Linked DNA regions of Homo sapiens: region 2 is linked to region 1. The links are chromatin loops, found by intact Hi-C in ENCODE. Cell type or tissue: endothelial cell of umbilical vein. All regions are shown on one strand. Each heading gives the region's core, and the rest is flanking DNA. Links, peaks and the distances in the headings are about the cores only. Region 1 overlaps KCTD15 (potassium channel tetramerization domain containing 15). Region 2 overlaps LOC105372371 (a long non-coding RNA gene).

The links. Hi-C counts contacts between places; a loop is a spot of excess contacts. Peaks named below come from ENCODE experiments on the same cell type or tissue, not always from the same donor. Only the 100,000 strongest peaks of a DNase experiment are listed, where the experiment ranks them.
Region 2: a loop joins it to region 1, with 7 times the contacts of the local background. A loop is called at or near these places in 2 of 110 quality-filtered maps.

The regions. Positions count from the first base shown.
Region 1 is chr19:33,813,990-33,824,494 of GRCh38, forward strand. It overlaps KCTD15 (potassium channel tetramerization domain containing 15), which reads left to right. Exons shown (of 7, transcript NM_001129994.2): 7 at 1-1,772. Among named protein-coding and RNA genes, the nearest start is that of KCTD15, 22 kb to the left of the region's middle. RefSeq lists enhancers at 6,267-6,466, 6,345-7,339. In endothelial cell of umbilical vein, for the core only: no CTCF peak of the experiment used is centred there; DNase peaks (open chromatin) are centred at 6,202 and 6,752; H3K4me3 peaks cover 975 bases; H3K27ac peaks cover 1,780 bases.
Region 2 is chr19:33,993,876-34,004,380 of GRCh38, forward strand. LOC105372371 (a long non-coding RNA gene) reads right to left here. Exons shown (of 3, transcript XR_935921.3): 2 at 9,720-9,832; 3 at 6,363-6,523. Among named protein-coding and RNA genes, the nearest start is that of SUNO1, 94 kb to the left of the region's middle. RefSeq lists an enhancer at 9,633-10,134. In endothelial cell of umbilical vein, for the core only: a CTCF peak has its summit at 5,075 (motif pointing left); no DNase peak of the experiment used is centred there; H3K27me3 peaks cover 140 bases.

The sequences.
Region 1 (10,505 bases), core at 1,571-9,570:
TGCTGCCTCCCCCACGACAGGCCCAAAGATGGACCCCCCCTGGCCTTGTGACAGCTCCCCAAGTGTTCTCCGGTGGAGAAACTGCAGAGGACTGGTGGGCGGGGCTCCCCAGCCATCACCATCCTGTGTACAATGGCTGTAGACTTGTATATGGCTCCTTTAATATTGTAAAGATGCTGATGTACAATTGTCGTGCATTTGTGTGAACACATTGCGTTCCCAGTCCATGCCATAAATGATGCTCTCAAGCAAAAGACTGGAGGCTCTGTCCTGTGCAGAAGCAGCAGCCAGACTCCCGCATTCGATGTTGTGCAGGGAGGTTTGGGGGCGGAACGGATTCCTCCCTTGGATCCTTCAGTTCCCATCGAGGAATAACCCGCAGCAGTGGTGGAGGAAGGTCAGTGGCTGGGTCCTGAGCTTGGTGTTATTTATTGCATTTGGGTGCCTGTCCCCTCAGGGCAGCACAGATTCTGAATTCTGATTCACAGTCCCTAGCCAGATGGGAACTGGGAAAGAGACAGAAGGCGTCTGGGTGCTTTTGAACCCTGTCTCAAATGTTTGGGATTTTCTCTCTCACTATTCTTTGGTTGGGGATGATGTCCTCTTTAGACCCCCACGTAATGGTATGAGAAGGTGGCAGGCAGTGGCTCAGCCAGCCAGGGGGCACCAAGTCATGCAGCCAGCGTGAGACCTGCAGTTCACCTAAGCACAGAACGAGATCTCAGTATGCCTCCATGTAAACAGATTCACATAGGCCTCCAATTTCAATGAGACCTTTTGCATTTTTTCTCAAAGCCCTTATGTTCTAACCCATGAGAACCATTTTACCTGCCCTCTAAGGGCCACCAGCTTCGACCTGCCTCAGGGGACAGCAGCACAGACCAGTGGCTCCCTGTCCAAGGCCGCAGAGCAGACGCCATCCCACTGTACAATCGAATTTGCTGGACAAACTTGATAGGTTTCTCTGCTTAGCAACGAGCCTATAGTTAGTTGGCACATCTGCGTTTTGGCATCTGAGGCTCCCATCTGAGTGGAGGAGAAAGTGTTGTGTTTATTAGCAGGAAGTCTTGTGAAAACAGCTCGCTGCTGTGTATGTTTATGGATTTTTCTGATATAACAGCCAGCATGGTTACCGAGTGGTAGAGATTCTCGAACATTCTCAAACTCTCTTTTTGGGTAAATGATTGTGCTAAAAATAAAATTTATTAATAAAGAAGGGGAAAAAGGAGTAACTCTACCTGACTAAATGTTACTCTAATTTATTTATTTCTTTACTAATTAAGTAAAACCAGGAAGTATGATTTTACATCAACCAGAGAATTTCTGAATTTATAGGGAAACACTATGTCCCCATAATGATGCTATAATTCTAATATATCTAGTCCCCATAAACAGTAAGTACAAATTATCATTCCTTTAAAGCATTTTTACACTTCCTGGAATGAGTATATTATCAGCAATCTTTTGTCAAATGCCAGCCGTATAAATGTTACTTCTGCTCTTTGTAAACCTCAAAACTCATTATTCTTGATTATAAGCAACTGGACAGAACCATGCCAAAGCTTCCCCGTTTCCCACCAAACCCCTGCCAGTGAGTGCAGAGAACTCGCAAAGCCACAGCAGGCGGTCTCAGCCACCGTCCCGCTCACAGGGGCCCAATGCCAGGTCACAACACTAAGAATATCTTTCAAAAAATGTGTCTTTTTTTTTTTTTTTTTTAAAGCTACTGCTTGACTGTTCCTTAGAATAAATAAAGGATATTTTATAAATTACAGCTCTAGCCCTTGGTTTGTAATTCACGGAAGCAGCCACAATCAGGTACTCCAGCATTGGTCCTCGGGAACCACCACTCCCCACACTTGGGACCTGGTGTGGCTACTGAGTAGGACCTTAACATCCCAAGTCCCAAATCCCAAAGCTTCCTGATTTGAGGACTGACCAGAGAGCAGCAGCGTTGTCTCTAGGCGCTCAGTGCACATGCTGTTGGCAGATCTGGCGGGGAAAATGGTGCAGGCATGGCCTCCCTTTACCTCTCCAGACCCCCAAGCCTGGACTCAAGTGTTCAGGCTGTGATGAGCATGTTGCACTACGTTGGTGTTGCATACATGTATATCTGTGGACCAAACCACTAACATTCAAAAGAAGGAAAGTGGGCGGGTCACAGTGACTCATGCCTGTAATCCCAACACTTTGGGAGGCTGAGGCGGGTGGATTGCTCCAGCACAGGAGTTCAAAACGAGCCTGGGCAATTTGGTGAGACCCCATCTCTACAAAAGAATTTAAAAATAAGCCACTCATGGTGGCATGTGCCTATAGTCCCAGCTACTCAGGAGGCTGAGGTGGGAGGATCACTTGAGTTCAGGAGGTTGAGGCTGCAGTGAGCCATGTTCACACCACTGCACTCCAGCCTAGACAACAGAGCAAGCCCCGTCTCAAAATAAATAAAATTAAAAAGAGAAAGCATGGCTGGGTGTGGTGGCTCACACCTGTAATGCCAGCACTTTGGGGCCAAGGTGGGTGGATCCCCTGAGGTCATGAGTTCAAGACCAGCCTGGCCAACATGGCAAAACCCCGTCTCTACTAAAAATACAAAAAAAAAAGGATTAGCTGGGTGTGCTGGCATGTGCCTGTAGTCCCAGCTACTCGGGAGGCTGGGGCACGAGAATCGCTTGAACCCGGGAGGCAGAAGTCGCAGTGAGCCGAGATCGCACCACTGCACTCTAGCCTGGCGACAGAGCGAGGCTCCATCTTAAAATAAAAAAATAATTAATTAAAAAAAAAGGGAAGCACAGATGTGAGAAATGGGGAAACTATATCCATTGAGCCACTGACCAAGATAATATTTAACTTGACTAAGCCTAGCAGAGCCTGCCCACTTCCCCTCCCTAGAGGCCAACCCATGTTCTCGAGGCAATGCTGTCTGCCAAGATGGCCCCATCCCATCAAGCCCTGCCTTCCCTCCTGATTCTCCAGAGACAGGAAAATGGCTGCATTGGCCCTGGAAGATACTCAATTTCTCCTAAGTAGATGACAAGGTGGAAAATACAAAAATGGGAAACTGCCAGGGGATATTCAGTTGGAGGCAGGAAATCTGCCTCAGTTCAAAACAATAGGGAGGTCTAGACAGAGCTAGAGGGACAACTGATGGCCAGAGAAGGCAGCCGCTGGCCTGGATGGAGTCTGACATCTGGGCTGATGTAGCTGTTGTAGGAAGTAGGATGTCACAGGTTGATGGCCATCTCAAGGGGGGTAGGCAATGTGTTTAGCCACAAGGCTCAAGTCAGCCAAGTAATATTGGTCTTGTCACATGTGTGATGAGAATGTGGGTGGCTCTCTTTGCTCACCCCAACCCCGCCCAAAGGAGGAGTTTCCTTGTAGAGAGAGGGCTTGCCCTCACCTGGAGATCAGGGGCTGGCAGCTGTCTTATCTCTGATGGAAGATTTGATGTGGAGTTACCTGCACTGAAGAGTCTGGGTCACTGTATAGGGTAAAAGCCCACATCGTTAACTGCCACAAATTTTAAAATTTTCTACAAATGGATTTGCTTAGAATGAATGGTAAGAAAAGGGTCAGGTGCAGTGGCACACACCTGTAATCCCAGCACTTTGGGAGGCCAAGGTGGGTGGATCATTTTAGGTCAGGAGTTCGAGACCAGCCTGGCCAACATGGTGAAACCCTGTCTCTACTAAAAATACAAAAATTAGCCAGGCATGGCGGTGCGTGCCTGTAGTTCCAGCTACTCGGGAGCCTGAGGCAGGAGAATCGCTTGAACCTGGGAGGCAGAGGTTGCAGTGAGCCGAAGTCTCACCACTGCACTCCAGCCTGGGTGACAGAGTGAGACTCCTTCTCAAAAACAGGAAAAAAAAATGGTAAGAATAGAAAGATGATATTAATGCATATGTGTCAAAAGCAGCTCCTGCCTTTATTAGTGAGAAGTTTCTCATTAGATCAAATGAAGTTTCTTGTCAGTATCCAGAGAAACCTACAAAGGCATCACAAAGATAAAGCTCTAACGTCCAACATAAAGCCCGAGACAAAAGATGGTCTAGAGCACCTGCTTGGAGGAAGGTCTATCCAGGAACAACTGTATTTAGGTTAAACTGCTAAATTCACCAACTAGGGCAGAGAGGCACAGAAACATTCCCTCCAGAACCCCTTTCCATTAAGAGTTCACTCCTGTCACCACATTCTAGGCAGCCCCGATGTTCTCTGGAGGACCGGTGAGGTAAGGTAATGCTTTGTGGACTAACAGAAAGAAAAAAGTGTTGGTGACAGCTAAGGGCAGCTTCCTGCCAGCACCAAGACTAGCGCTGATGTTCTCTTAGAAGCACCAGAGTTTTCTAAGGTGACCCAAATGGAACACAACCCCAGGGAAGGTTGAAAGTCAGAAAAGAAGAGCGCGTCTCTGCTCTTTCTGGATCTCACAACCAGCGAGTTCTCGCAGCCATGGCCTCTGTAAGCCCAGGGACATTTCTCTGTGAGCTTTCATTGGAAGGGAAACCCCAGCCCCAGAGAAGCCTACCCCGCCACATCCCAGGCTAATCCCTGGATCTGGTTCAGGAGCTCTCTTCCTGCAAGCCCCAAAGCTAGACAAGCAGAGCCCTGCCAGGCCCATGGTGACCTCTGCAGACCTAGGAACTGCAGGCAGAGTTGGGGGCTCGTTCCTGGGGAGGGGCCCACCCCTGAGGTTGTGCATCCAGGAGGGGCCCACCCCTGAGGTTGTGCATCCAGGCATGACTGACTGTTGGTAGCTGTTTACCCTCAGGGAAAGAGAACTTTCTGTGTTTTTATCTCCACCCCCAGTGGAAGGATATGTTGAGTAGAGTTTTTGCTTTTTGAGGAAAAGTCATGATTTGGAAAGGGGCGCTGATGTATCTGTTGAGGCTTTGGATGTTGATTTTTAAAGGGTCCCTGCTTCCCTGCAAAGATCCTTATCTTCACAACCACCCAAGAGCACCACTTATTGGTGGCCAGCATATGCCAAGCACTGCAGGTGCTTGGGAGGGCAAGATAGCTCATGAGGCTTGGAGCAGACATTTGTTTATGCACAGGAATTGTTCACTTTTTTTCTTCTCCTTTTTTTTTTTTTTTGTGAGACAGGGTCTCACTCCGTTGCCCAGGCTGGAGTGCAGTGGTGCAGTCTTGGCTTACTGCAACCTCTGCCTCCTGGGTTCAAGCGATTCTTGTGCCTCAGTCTCCCGAGTAGCTGGGATTACAGGTGTGCACCACCACGCCCAGCTAATTACTGTATTTTTAGTAGAGGCGGGGTTTTGCTTTGTTGGCCAGGCTGGTCTTGAACTCCTGGCCTCAAGTGATCCTCCCACCTTGGCCTCCCAAAATGCTGGGATTACAGGTGTGAGCCATTGCGCCCAGCCAGGAATTGTTTACTTTCAATTGTGTACTTGAAGCTCTGTAAATTTAACAGGAAGAGAGACCACATTGCAGTTTTCCACTTCGTCATGACACTGAACATGGATTACCCCAAATGCATTGATTTGCATGTAGAGAGAACCACCTCTCAGGCCTCAAGACTAGCGTCTCCATAGCAAAGGAAGCTTCTGTGAAATTCTAATGAGAGACCCAGAGAAAGAGGCAGGCACACTCCCGGGGACACACAAAGGAGAGGGGTTAGGGGTCAGCTGCATTTGGGGTTTTGTCTTTATTTCCATTACACAGAACAGCCAGTCCCGACAGCGCCCAGGCCCCACAGGACAATGCTGTTCCTGGACCCGGAGCCATGGCCGTGGAATAAGAGCTAGGTCTTCAGGGCCTCCTCCTAGGATCCTTCTTAACACAGAAATCACAAACCAGGCCAAAGTCTTAAAAAGCAGAGCCTGGGAGGGGCAGGGACGCCCAAGCCACGCTGGGGCCCGGGAGGCCTCCCGTCCTGCCCGCGGGAGAACCCAGGCCGCGCATCCCTGGCTGGACGGCGTCACCAGCCGTAGCTGGGCCAGGCCTGCTGCTCAAAGCCCGTGTCTAGGATGTCACCAGAGCTCCCTTTTCTGTGTCCTGGACCCGGTTCAGGGCCCCCGAGGAAGCTGCGGTTTGGGGCGAGCCGATTGCACCAGCAGGGCCGGGCTGCTGCTCCCGGGGCTGACGCGGGCCACGCCCTCCTGGACGCGGACACACCCCCATTTCCCCGGGCCCACAGAGCCACGCCTGGCCCTGCAGCCAAACAGCGGGAAGGCAGATTGGTACGAGTAGGTACAAGGCCCTGGAATTCTCGCCCGGTTGCCACACACTGCACGGAGCATAATTGGGGGAGGTTGTGCAACTGCCCGGGAAGCCGGGGCTCGCAACGAGGGCTCTCTCCAAGTCCCCATCACAGGCCTCCGGGGAGCCTCGGGACAGAGCCTGACGCCACCTTCGGGTGACATCGATGGCCTCGCTCTGGCAGAGGAGTAGTGTGGCTCTGCCGAGAACTGGGGAGCCCGGGTCCCCGCAGGGCCAAGGGGAGGGAGGGCTGGCGGAAGGGGCCGCGCCCACAGCCCCAGGTGGCAGCAGCGGCGGTGGCGGTCCCGACTGGCAGAGCCTAACGAGAACAGGGCCTATCCCCAGGGGCCCCGGGCTGGACGCAGACCAGATCTCGCGGGGGTGGGCTGGGAGGCGCCCGCCAGAGGCCGGAGGCTGACAGTGCCTTTCCTATCCTATGGGTCTATTGTGGGCCCGCGGAGCCCCCATGGGTGGGTCCATCCCCGGGCCCAGTGAGTCACTTCCCCAGGCCCCGGAGGCCTTCGTGGAAGGTGCCTCCCTTTCCGGCAAAGCATCCTTTGTTCTCCTGCTGGCTTTGCTTCCCAATCCTCTCTGAGTTGCAACCTTGAGGGTTTTAGGGGCACCAAGCTCCCAGGAGCACAGAGGTGGGCTTGGGTGCCACCTGGAGAGCGGGCTGCAGAAGGCTGCAGCTGCTTTTTTGCTTCCTCAGTTCCCTGCCCTCTCAAGGCCCAGGCTCTCCCACCTCCCCAGACGTCTGGGGAAACCCACACTGCCCTGCATAGGTTGTGGTGTGCAGCCTCCGGACTGCAGATCCTGAACGCGCATCAGGAGGGAGGGAGGGAGGTTTCGATGCTCTCGCCCTGGCCAGCACCGCTCTGAGTTGCTGAACTGGCCTCAAGGCTTCTCTTGCATCAGGGAGAGGCTTCCGGCACCACCACTGGCACTCCTCCTTCTCCCTCCCTTTAGCCTCCCCCAGTTCCCATGCCCAGGTGGAGGAACCCGTGTAGAAGCCCAGCCCAGGGAGGGAATTCATCAAAGCACCTTCCCACACAGCCTCTAGTTTGCCTCCTCTCCACTCCCACCTTCCAGCCCCAGCCTGGCTAGCCACGTGGGGGGCTCCTGTGCCAAGGAGTGCCCAGCTGCCGGGTGAGTGAGCAGCCCTGCACAGAAGGCAGCTGACTACCATACACACTACATGTGTGGAGAGCACCAGCCTTGCAGCCTGGCGAGGCTCTTGCTTTGAAGAAATAGAAGACTAATTATTTTATTTATTTATTTATTTATTTATTTATTTATTTATTTATTTATTTTTGAGATGGAGTCTTGCTCTGCCACCCAGGCTGGAGTGCATTGGTGTGATCTTGGCTCACTGCAACCTCCACCTCCCAGGTTCAAGTGATTCTCCTGCCTCAGCCTCCCGAGTAGCTGGGATTACAGGCGCCCACAACCACGCCTAGTTAATTTTTGTGTTTTTAGTATATGTGCTGCTGAAGTGAGCATGAATTTTTGTGTTTTTAGTACAGATGGGGTTTCACCATGTTGGACAGGCTGGTCTTGAACTCCTGACCTCAAGTGATCTACCCTCCTTGGCTTCCCAAAGTGCTGAGATTACAGGTGTGAACCACGGCACCCAGCCAGAAAACTAATTTCAAAACAAAAACAAAAGCACCCCTGTATGCACAGATTCTCAAATTGTATTTACTATTGGCAAAGAAAGGAAGGGGGCCCCTTAGTGTCCTAAAACCAGGAGAGATGAAATCGATTATGGAACATCAGTTGATGAAATACATTTATCCTTCCACAAATATCTACTGAGTGTCTACAATCAGCCTGGTTACTGGAGGCCAGGCTCTGAGTCGTGAGTGTCCCATGAATCACCAGCTCTCCAAACCCTGACATCTAACACCACCCACTTCCCACCCTCCCCAGGAAGAAACAATATTTAATAGTTTCATTTACACAGAAAAAGAAGGTGCAAGCTCTCTCCCTAAGGAAGAGCCAAAAAGCAGCCTCAACTGGCTCCAGAGCCTGTGCTCCTGGATTAAGAACAGAGATCAGTGTATTGGTTTCCTCTTGTGGCTATGACAAGTTACCACTAATGTGGCTTAGAAAAATACTATTTTTTTTTCTTTTTCTTTTTGTAGAGACAGGTCTCCCTATGATGCCCAGGCTGGTCTTGAACTCCTGGACTCAAGCGATCCTCCCACCTTGGCCTCTCAAAGTGCTGGGATAACAGGTGTGAGCCACCATGCCTAGCCCAACACTGATTTTAAGATGATATATTTTCATCTTACAGTTCCAGATGTCAGAAGTCTGACATGGGTCACACTGGGCTAAAATCAAGGTGTCAACAGAGCTGCTCTCCTTTCTGGAGCTCTAGGGGAGAATCTTTCCTTGTCCTTTCCAGCTTCTAGAGGCTGCCTTCATTCTGTAGCTTGTGGTCCCTTCCTTCATCCCCAAAACCAGAAGTGTAGCATCTTTAGATCCCCTCACCCTTGTTTTTCTGGACTCTAGTGATTCCATTGCCCACCCTCCACCCTGCAGATAATCTCCCTATTTTAAGGTCTACTAATTCACCTTAATTCCATTGGCAATCTTAAACCCCTTTGCCACATAACCTAAGATACTCACAGATCCCAGGTTTAGGATGTGGACATATTTGGTGGCATTATTCTGCCTGCCACATCTAGGTAGCAACTTTATCTACTCAAACAATTGTTATTGAACACATGCCCTCTTTCAGGCACTAGGATATAGTAGTGAATGAATACAGAAAAGCCCCAATCTTGTGGAGCTTACACTCCAGTGAAGAGAGATGGACAAGAAACAAAAGTAAGGCTGGGTGCGGTGGGTCACACCTATAATCCCAGCACTTTGAGAGGCCCAGGTGGGAGGATCGCTTGAGCCCAGGAGTTTGAGACCAGCCTGGGCAACATAGGGAAACCTCATCTCTCCAAAAAAAAAAAAAAAAAAAAAAAAATTTGCCAGGTGTGGTGGCATGCACCTGTGGTCTCAGCTAATCCAGAGGCTGAAGTGAGAGGATTGCTTGAGGCTGTTGAAGCTGCAGTGAGCTATGATCACGCCACTGAACTCCAGCCTGGGTGACAGAGCAAGACCCTGTCTCAAAAAAGAAAAACAAAAAATAAACAACAAAAACCCAATAACAAAAATAAGTAAAATGTGTCATAGGTTAAATAGTGCTAAAAATAAAGCAAGGAAGGGGAATAGGAGTGTGTGTGTTGCTATTTTGGACAGTATGCTGGACATCTCCCATTTACCCTGCCCCCTGCCCTGGGCCTGGAAGCTGACATTGTGAACAGTGTGAAGGGGCTCCCTTACCCTCTGGCTTCCTGTTGGGCATGGCTGATGGGAAGCATCTTCAGGAGACTGGAGGGCAGAAGGCAAGTCAGCCTCTCTCATCACTCATCTAAAGACCTCAGCCCTGGGCCAGGCCCAGTGGCTTATTGCCTGTAATCCCAGCACTTTGGGAGGCCAAGGTGGAAGGATTGCTTGAGTCCAGAAGTTGGAGACCATCATGGGCAATATAGCAAGAACCTGTCTCTATTTAAAAAAAAATAAAGAAATATTTCTTAACGGGTATGGTGACATATACCTGTAGTCCCAGCTACTTGGGAGGCTGAGGCAGGAGGATCCCTTGAGCCCAGGAGTTTGATGCTGCAGTGAGCTATGATCATGCCACTGCATGCCCACTGCCTGGGCAACAGAGCGAGACCCTGGTTCTAAAAAAAAAAAAAAAAAAAAGAACATAAAATAAATAAATAACAAAGACTTCAGCCCCTGCCAGAGGCTTTTCTCACACAGCCCACCTGGCTCTGAGAATACCTCTCCATTCTCCCCTTCCAGCCTAGGGATGGTAACTATGGTTGGCTATACTACCCCTGAGAGGACTCATTACCCCTGATTTCTATATACCCTGCCCTCACCTTTGTAAATACAGGTTGAGTATCCCTCATCTGGAAATGCTCGGGACCAGAAGTGTTTTGGATTTTGCTTTTTTTAAATTTTGGAATATTTGTAAATTTATATGTAATGAGATTTCTTGGGGATAGGACCCAAGTCTAAACACAAAATTTATCTCTTTTATATACATCTTATACACACAGCTGGAAGGTAATCATATAGAATAGTCTAAATAATTTTGTGCATGAAACAAAGTTTGTGCACATGGAGCAGCAGAAAGCAAAGGTGTCCCTATCTCAGCCATCCGGGTGGACAATCTGTGGTGGGTTGGCATCACCAACATTCCTTTTTTTTTCTTTTAGACCAAGTCT
Region 2 (10,505 bases), core at 793-8,792, 180 kb after region 1:
GTCAAAAGGTTGAGCTGCACACTTGCCTTTCAAGTTGCCCACTGGCCTTCTTCCAAGTAGCCAAGTACTTCTCTTCCTTTCATTCCTGTTTGAAAGCTTTTAATAAACTTTCACTCCTGCTCCAAAATTTGCCTTGGTCTCTCCTTCTGCCTTATGCTCCTCAAATTCTTTCTTCTGAGGAGGCAAGAACTGAGGTTGCTGCAGAACCTCACGGATATGGATTCACCACCGGTAACATATTTTGGTGCTGTGTGATTCAGATACCTTCCACCAGTAACATAAAGACAAACATCACATATTTTCATTTATTTGTGGGAGCTAAAAATCAAAACAATTGAACTCATGGACACAATGTAAAAGGTTGGTTACCAGAGGCTGGGAACGTAGTGGGGCAGAGTGGGAAGGAAGTGGGGATGGTTAGTAGGTATAAAAAAAGAAATAGAAAGAAGGAATAAGACCTATGATTTGTTAGCACAACAGGATGACTATAGTCAATAATAACTTGTTTGTACATTTTAAAATAACCAAAAGAGTGTAACTGGATTGTTTGTAACACAAAAAATAAATGCTGAGAAGATGGATACCTCATTGTATGAGTCCATTTTTACACAGCTGATAAAGACATACCCAAGACTGGGTAATTTGTAAAGAAAAAGAGATTTGATGGACTAAGAGTTCCATGTGGCTGGGGAGGCCTCACAGTCATGGTGGAAGGTGAAAGGCACATCTTACATGGCTGCAGGCAAGAGAGAATGAGAGCCAAGCAAAAGGGGTTTCCCCTTATGAAACCATCAGATCTCGTGAGACTTATTCACTACCCCTCCCCATGAGGAAACCGCCCCCATGATTCAATTATCTCCCACCGGGTGCCTCCCACAACACATGGGAATTATGGGAGCTACAATTCAAGATGAGATTTGGGTGGGGACACAGCCAAACCATATCACTCATTCTCCGTGATATGATTATTACGTAGTGCTTGCCTGTATCAAAACATCTCATGTACCCCATAAATATACACACCTACCATAAACCCACAAAAATTGAAAACTAAAAAAAATCTTGAGAAAAGAAGTAAAGGGTCAAGTCAACAGCCTCTCACAATCACAGTTGGCTATATTAACACCCTTCTCTCAGTAACTGATAGAACACATAAACTGAAAATCTAAAGAACACTATCAAATAATTTTATCTAATTAACATTTACTGACCACCATTCTTACCAAATTCAGAATGTACACTGTTTTCAAATTCATGTGCAACATTCACCAAGATAGGACCATATGCTGGGCCTTAAAATAAGTCTCAATGAATGTCAAAAGAGAGGATGGTCTTACCACACAATATACAATTACGTCTTACAATTACGTCAATAATTGTAAGATATCTAGGAAATCTCCAAATGTTTAAACAGGGTACTTCCAAACAAACTACAGCTCAAAGAATAAACACAATGGAAATTATAAAGTATTTAAAAGTGAGTGATAATTCAAACAACACACAAAGTTAGAAAACATAGTTAAAGCTGTGCTTAGAGAGCAATTTACAATGTAAATGTCTATGTTAGGAAAGAACGAATTAAAATCAACATTTAAAGTTAATATTTTAAGAAGCCAGTTAAAGAAAAACAAATACAAAACAGACAAAAAGAAAAAAATAACAAATCCAAAATGTAGTTCCCTGAAGTGATTAATAAATTGATAAAAATAAGTAGGACTAATCAAGAAAAAAAGAGAGAAGACACAAATTACCAACATCAGAAATGAAAGAGAAAGGTCAGGTATGGTGGCACATGCCTGTAATCCCAGCACTTCCGGAGGCTGAGGTAGGAGGATTGCTTGAGCCCAGGAGTTTAAGACCAGCCTGGGCAATATAGTGAGACATCATTTCTTATTAAAAAAAAAAAAAAAGTTAAATTAGCTTGTCATGGTGGCCCATGCCTGTAGTCCCAGCTACTTCGGAGGCTGAGATGGGAAGATGGCTCCAGCCCAATTAAGTAAAAGGACAATTAAGTAGTGGTTAAATTTCTTGAAAAACACAATTTACCAAAGGACATTTAAGAAGAAATGGAAAATCTGAATTGACTTCTATCTATAAAGGAAATTGAGCTCATAATCAAAAATCTTCCCACAAAACAACTCCAGGCCCATGTTATTTCACTGGTAAATTTTATCAATAACTTTAAAGGAAAAAATAATACCAATTTTATAGAAACCTTTTCAGAAAATGGAGAAGGAAAGAATGCTTTCAAACTCACTTTATGAGGCCAGCATAACTTTTATATATTTGTAGCCCTGGTAAGTATAAGTTCATTTTTCAATAAAGATGCAAATGTTATTCAATGAAGTAAAGAATAATCTTTTCAATAAATGATAAGAAACAACTGGATTTCTATATCTACATGTCTTTTTATATATAAATATGGTTATGGATTTTTTTTTTTTTTAAGACAGACTCTTGCTCTGTGGCTCAGGCTAGAGTACAGTGGCTCAATTTCGGCTCACTGCAACCTCCACCTCCCGGGTTCAAGCAATTCTCCCTGCCTCAGCTTCCGGAGTAGCTGGGACTACAGGCGCCCGCCACGCCTGGCTAACTTTTGTATTTTTCAGTAGAGATGGGGTTTCACCATGTTGGCCAGGCTGGTCTCCAACACCTGATCTCAGGTGATCCACCAACCTCAGCCTCCCAAAGTGCTGGGATTACAGGCATGAGCCACTGCACCCAGCCGGTTATGGATTTTTAAAGAGAACCTCACTTAGTTCCTCACACATATGCAAAAATTAATTTGAAATGTATCATAGACCTAAACTTATAAGATAAATCACATAACATATAAAAATTTTTCATAATCTTGAAGTAGGCAAAGATTTCTTAGAACACAAAAAACACTAACTGTAAGAGAAAAAAAATTGGAAGTTGAACTTCATCAAAATTTTAAACCTCGGCTAAGCAAAAGATTGCCAACAAGACAAAGATGCCTACTTTTATAACTTCTCTTCAATGTTGTACTGGAGGTTCTGGCCAGGGAAGTTAGGCAAGCAAAAGAAACACAAGACACCCAGACTCGAAAGTCTGAAATAGAACTATCTTTATTTTCAGACAACATAATCTCATATACAGAAAATCCTTTAAAAAATCTATTTTTAAAAAATGACTAATAAATGAATTCAGCAAGGCGGCAGGATAAATCAACATAGAGAAATCAATTGTATGTCTATACGTTAACAATGGCAATCTAAAATGAAATTAAGAAAGCAGTTCCATTCACAATATGGAATCAAAAAGAATAAAATATTTAGGGACAAATTTAACAAAAGAAGTGCAAAGCTTACACTCTGAAAACTACAAAACTTTGTTGAAAGAAATTAAGAAGATCTAAATAAATGGAGAGAGACATTACATTTTCAAAGGCTGGAAGACTTGGTATTATTAGGATGACAATTCTCCACAAATTGATCTAAGACTCAATGCAATCCTTATTAAAACCTCAGTTGGATATTTTTGTAGAAATTGACAAACTGATCTAAAGTTCATATAGAAATGCAAAATCCACAGAATAGCAAAAACAATCTGGAAATGAAAAACAAAGTTGGAGGACTTATTCACCCTGATTTCAAAGCTTAATACAAAACTCCTATACTCAAGACAGTGTGGTGCTGACATAAGGAGAGACATTTAGATCAATGGAAGAGAATTCAGAGTCCAGAAATAACCCTTTACAGTCATTATCAATTGCTTTTCAACAAGGGTACCCAAACAATCCAATGGGGGAAAGAATAATCTTTTCAACGAATGTTGCTGGGACAATTGTACAGCCACATGTAAAAGTATGTGTGGACCCTTCCCTCACACCATACACAAAATTAAACTTGAAATGGATCATGGACTATAATGTAAGAGCTAAAACTGTGAAACTCTTAGAAGAAAGCATGAGTAAATCAGTGATCTTAGGTTTCTTGAAGAATGATATCAAAAACACGAGATAAAATAAAAAATTGATCAATTGGACTTTATTACTCCCTCTAGTGGATCCAAAATATAACCATATTTATAACTATTTCATCTTTTAAAAACAATAGTAAAAGATATTTCCATAACAATTCTTCTACTCAGTGGTCATTTTCATGGTCATTATGGTGAATTACTTTTGCTTTCCTGTATAGCATGGCCAAGGGGCGTGAAGGTATTTTCAGGGGTGATAGAAATGATGTGTGTCTTGAACGTGGCGGTAGTTACACCACTGCACCAATTTTTATCAAAACCACTTGGCTTGAAGACTTAAAGTCTGTGTACGTATTTCACCATATGTAAATTTTACCTCAATAAAAATTTCATTTTACAAAGTGATCGCTCTGAGGAGCAGAAGACGAGCTTTTCACTGCAAGCCTTTCAGTACTTCTTAAAATTTTTAAAAGCGTGTGTATAAATTACTTTAAGCTCTTTAAGTTTTGAAAAATAAAACATGTTCCAATTTGAAGCTTCTTATTATCCTTGCTTCATAGAAAACAGAAGATGAGAAGAACTCTCTTGTTTGAGAGGGTATCATTTAGCATCAATAACAAGGTTTTCCTCTCTTCCTTCCCTGGCGTTCCCCCAGAGTCACAGCACCAGTCCAGGGAGACCACGGGGAGGTCCGGGAGCAGGTTCTGAGTCAGAAGAAGGCTTGCTTTTAAAAGCTGTGATGGAAACGAAGTTGTAATCATTTATTCCCTGTCGTGGAGCTACTGTACCAAACACAGAATCTCTAGGAAATGAAAGTCAGAATCTCAAAAGCTTCAGTTTTTGAATGCTAAAGCTTATTTGCATATCAATATTGCCTCAGGACAATACGCAGAATTAGAAAATTAAGGAACTACATTAGAAGAGAGAGAAAGAAATAGGACAAATGCGTGGAAGTATAGAGCTCCCCTCTGTCATCTAGTAAAAGTCATAAATAAAAAGCCACACTCAACTCCATGGCTGGTGAATTTTGATAATACTGTTACCAAAATTTTATTTACAAACTCAGTAACAAACAAATTTTTTTCATTAAAAAATACACATCTGTACAGCATTACTCCCTCTAGTGGATCTAAAAAAATAACCATATTGATAAGAATTTCATCCATCTTTTGGGGAACAATAGTAAAAGAAATTTTCATAATAATCATCATGCTGATCAGTGTTTATTTTAATGGTTAATCTGAATTAATTTTTCTTTTCTGTGTAGTATACTTTTTCTTTCCATACACTCTCCTGTAAAAAAAGGTACTTAACATTTACCAGAATAATTAATTACTCATAAATTAGAAAATGACAGACATTTCAAACATTACTTACAAGGATAAAAATTCAAAAACTATTGAAGGTAGTATTATACTCAACATAAATCGTAAATATTCAATGAGTTTCGCAGTCACTTTAAAGTAATGTGCAACTGAGAGGGTCATTGTAATAGTCTATTCACCCACGAACTGTTTAAAATTGGGTTAGTGATCATTTTTAACCCATTTATGCTGGAGGTTGCAATTTTTTGAATTTTTGCATAAGTGAAAAATCAGACCTTGGCGCTGACCTTGAGCAGTAGGATATAAATAACTCCCACAGGCTTGGTGTTCCAATAGTGGAACACTAGGCATAAAATAATAAGTAATCATTCAAGTTTCATGTCTACTTATTTTATAAAGTAAATTTTCGAATATAATGCAAGTATTCATTAGATCCTCAAATCTCATTTGTTGCTTAGAGGGTTTTTGTGAACATTTTTTCATGCCATCACTGTGTCTTATATTTGGGAGCAGAGAGGTAACATATAAATAAAAAGATGACACGTGTGTGTTGGCTTAACTTTTGAGTTTGTCACAACTCAGTCACAGATGTTGCTACTAGGGAACAGACACCTAAAAAGGGGTAAAAAAAAAAATAATGATGTTCAGTTGAGCTGATCTCTGTAGCCTAATCCAAGTGAAATTTTAATAATTAGACAGCAATCCCTGCTATTAGATGATCTGGGACTGGTTTTACTATCGCAAATAACTGAATGGAGTTTCACGTATCTTTTTAGAATGAAGAATTTGAAATGACAACACCACCTTAGAGGTGTGGGGCTCTTGCAGAAGTGAATTTAGGTAAAAGACTGATGACAAGGTTTCGTTTTGTCTGAGAAGTAACATTTAACGGCAGGCAAAGAGATACATTTCCCACCAAAATCGAATGCCACTACCATCTGCAACCCCACAGAGGCTCAGCTACCTAAAATGGAAATGAAAATATAATGTATGGAAATATTCTCTTAGAAAAACTCCTTAAGGCTTCACATGTATTAATGTATTAGTTTGCAAACATTAAGATCAAAGCCAAAGCAACAAATACATCCTAAAAAGTTTTTCGTCAGATTTTTATTAACGATATACAAGTAGCAGGGCATAAAAAATTAATAGGCCCAAGCGTTGAAATGTCAAACCCAATGATCTCTTCCATGCTCACCTCTTTTGCTTTTTTGTTTCAGTCTTGCTGGCACCGGGTCTTCTTGCCTTGAGCAACTCTACACGGTTAAGAAAAGGAGAAAGAAAGGTTAACAGATGGTTTAAGAGCCCCTCATCTGTTGCAGTAAGTTAAAAAATAGCAAAGGAAGGAGAATAGGATCCAAGGTGTCAAAAACGCAAGGCCTAAATTCATAGACGTGTAATTTCAAGCCTTTGGGCTTACCCAATAAACCGTTAAATATTCAGTTTTAAATAAAATCTACTGTAGGTTTCTTTAAAAAAAAAAACCAATTTGCTTATAATATTGCTAACTCAAGTTTAAAATACAGTTTCTCTTCCTTTTTAAGTCTTTAAAATGCTGTACATTGTCCTTCTACCCTCATTAGCCTCTCTATATAATTCCATGCACCCAAATCTTTTATTTCCAAGAAGCCTAACTAATCTGATGGAGCAGCCACCACAAAGCAGAGATAGAAATGTGGTACTCACTCCTGTAGTCCCAGCACTTTGGGAGGCCGAGGTGGGCGGATCACTTGAGCCCAGGAGTTCGAGACCAGCCTGGCCAACATGGTGAAACCCCATCTCTACTAAAAATACAAAAAAAATTAGCCAGGCATGGTGGCACATGCCTGTAATCTGAGCTACTCGGGGGGCTGAGGCAGGAGAATGGCTTGAACCCGGGAGGCGGAGGTTGCAGTGAGCCATGATCGTACCACTACACTCCAGCCTGGGCGACAGAGCGAGACTCCGTCTCCAAAAAAAAAAAAAGAAAAAAGAAAAAAGAAATGTGCCTAACACACACTTCTCACATATCCCATGGTGCCAAACTTTTAGACCCCAAATCACTTCGACAATGAAATCAAACCTGAATTGCTAACAGTTATTTGCACAACATCTGTCTCAGATATAAGCCAGCAACACAAGGCCGGACATCCTCCTTCCATGCTGTTTAGCATGTGCTGATATAGGAAAGGCCTAAAGAACTATGTGAATGCTGGGTGTGGTGGCTCAGCCTATAATCCCAGCACTTTGGGAGGCCAAGGCAGCTGGATCACTTGAGGTCTGGAGTTCGAGACCAGCCTGGGCAACATGGTGAAACCCCCATCTCTACTAAAAATATAAAAATTAGCCAGGCATGATGGTGCATGCCTATAGTCCCAGCTACTCAGGAGGCTGAGGCAGAAGAATCACTTGAATCCGGGAGGCAGAGATCACACCACTGCACTCCAGCCTGGGTGACAGAGCAAGACTCCATCTCAAAATAAATAAATAAATTTTGACTTGAAATTCCAAAAGAAAAATTTTGCCTGTTTCTAATCTATATTGATTAGCAATATATTGTAAACAGAACAAATGAAGAATGACCATACTAAAGCTGAAACACTCTGCTTAAAGAGAGAACAATGGCAGACACCATCATCAGAGGGACCTGGAAGAGGACACTGACCCCAGCAGGGAGTTGTGATGGAAGAGGAGACAGCTTCACTGTGTACAGAAGAATAAGCTTCCTACTACTGGACTGGGGGTGGCTCCCATCCCCGGGACCAGTGTCTGTCTCCAGTCCTGAGCGAGTCAAGGTAGAGACACTGAGTATGCCTAGGATTGGATGGTCTGAATAATTCCAGCTGTTTCTGGGCTATAGGAAAGATCTCTGGTTGTCCTGTACCTGGCCCTGGGGTGACTTAGTACATGGGGAATATTGGCTTGGTGTGTGAGAATTTGATAAAGGAGATGGTTGTGGGTTGGGCTCTGGATTGGTTGGTTTGTATGTTAAAGGCATGCTTGCAGGGGAGTCCTTGGCTATCTCTAGGAATTATCTCTAGTGCTGGAAGGGGCAGTCTCTCCAGGATCAAGGCCCGCAAATGCTTGAGCATGAAGAATCTAGAAAATGAGAAAACAGAGTCAATACAGAGTAGAAATGGTAAGTCTATCTAACTCTTGAGAAATTTTGCCATAAAGGGGAGCAGGGAAACGTGGTTATAGACGGGGCAGACATGATACAAGAAGTGCTTTTTTTTTTTTGAGATGGAGTCTCACCCTGTCATCCAGGCTGGAGTGCAGTGGCATGATCTCAGCTCACTGCCACCTCTACCTCCCAGGTTCAAGCAATTCTCCTGCCTTGGCCTCCCGAGTAGCTGGAATTACAGGCATGCACCACCACTCCCCACTAATGTTTGTATTTTTAATAGAGACAAGGTTTCTCCATGTTGGCCAGGCTGATCTCAAACTCCTGATCTTAAGTGATCCGCCCACCTCGTCCTCTCAAAGTGCTGGGATTATAGGTGTGAACCACTGCCCCTGCCAAGAAGTGCTTTTAATAAGAGAGAGAGTATAACATGCTTTTATGCTGCTGGGAAGCAAGGAGTTGAGAGAAAAAGCAATGAGTGGGAGAATGAAGAGATGAGCCACTGAGCGGGAGGAGAGATGGGGCGCAGTGTGTGAGTAGGGGCTGCTTACAGCCCCAGGAGAGCCAGGGTGGGAACAGAGGCGGGGAGGCTGGTGTTTTTGATTTCATGGCTGGATGATGAGACAGTTCTCATTTTACTGCTTCTTGTTTCTCAGTGAAACAGACAAGGTCATCTACTGAAACATGAGGAAGGGAAAGGGTGTTGATGATTGAAGGAGAAGGCATGAAACACCAGTTTTGGAGAGTGGCAGAGTGAGCCAACTGGAGAGATGGATTTGTGTTGCTGAGCCGTGCTACAGGCCCACTTGTGGTTTGTGGTCCTTAAGTTAAAGTTGGGCTAAGTTAGGATGGTATTGGTTGAGGGAGTTCTGAGTATTTATTCTAAGAAGAGGGTATAGCTCCGAGTATTCTAAAAAGAGAGTGTAACTATCTACACACATATAGATAGTTGTATTTCTGGCTACCTAAAGAGGACCGGAATGATTTAGCTCAAATGAGAAAAGAAATTGTCTCCGTGAAGTGAAGTTATGGGTAGTCTTTCTTAACCTCTTTCCATGTTTCAGAATTTTCATAAGATGTTCCAAACAGTATGTATTTCAATATATAAACAGATGAAAACAATAAAGCTATTTCAGAAATCGGGGAAAAAAATTAAAAACCCAACAAAATGAGGTTTTGCTGGGAAAGAAAGCAGCTAACCTAATTTCCTGTAGAAAAACTGCTATCCTAAATGTGAATGCTTTCTTGACTATTAATTTGGATATAATTATAACCCTCTACAACAGGAGAAAGACTAATGAATCACAGGGGAAAAAATGAAGGAAAAGCACAATACTGCAAAAACATACCAAAGACAAAACTGCAAAGCTACTGAAAACATAAAAGGATGTCTTAACAGGATACTCATGTCCTCTTGGGAGACTTCCAGGTGAAATGATTGAAGATGATTTTCCAGCCGTTCCTGGAAGGTGGGGTAAAGAAAGAGGAAAAATTTCCTGGCACGTCAGTCTATGAAATAATATAATGCAATATGAGGGGAATCTTGGACGGGCTGATACGAAGTCAGAAACCCATGCAAGGGTTGCAATCTGTTTCCTGTTTCTCTGCAGTCCTACTCTGTTCTGTGATGGCTGGGACAGATGGGGCCCCACAGCCCCTTCCTTGTCACATGGCAGACTGAGCAAAGGGGACTGATTTGGGAGGGAATGGGGCGCCTCCAGCTTTCTGGGCACTGCAGGCCAGCGGGTTATGGAAGGTCCCGCTTGCCCTGGGCAGCCATGCCAGCTGGTGGCTGGTGCTTTGGAAAGGTCCTCACTGTCAGCCACAGTTGCTTAATCTAAAAACCCAATCTTCTGAAAGTGTCAGTGCTGTTGGAGCTCAACGTCTGTAAGCTTGGCCAAATATGTCAAGAAGGACCGACCTGTGGGCTTAGGGGGAAAAAAGCAAATGAATGCCAAGTTTACACAGATAGGCCACATTTTAGTTTACTTTTACTAAATCTTAGCCTTTCATTTTGTTGGAAGACATGGAGAAGGCACACGATGGAAAGACCCTTCACCTCCTCCCACTTTAAATTTTAGGGATGATAAATTACCGTGAAATTAATTTAGTTTTGCTATTACACTTTTACCGTG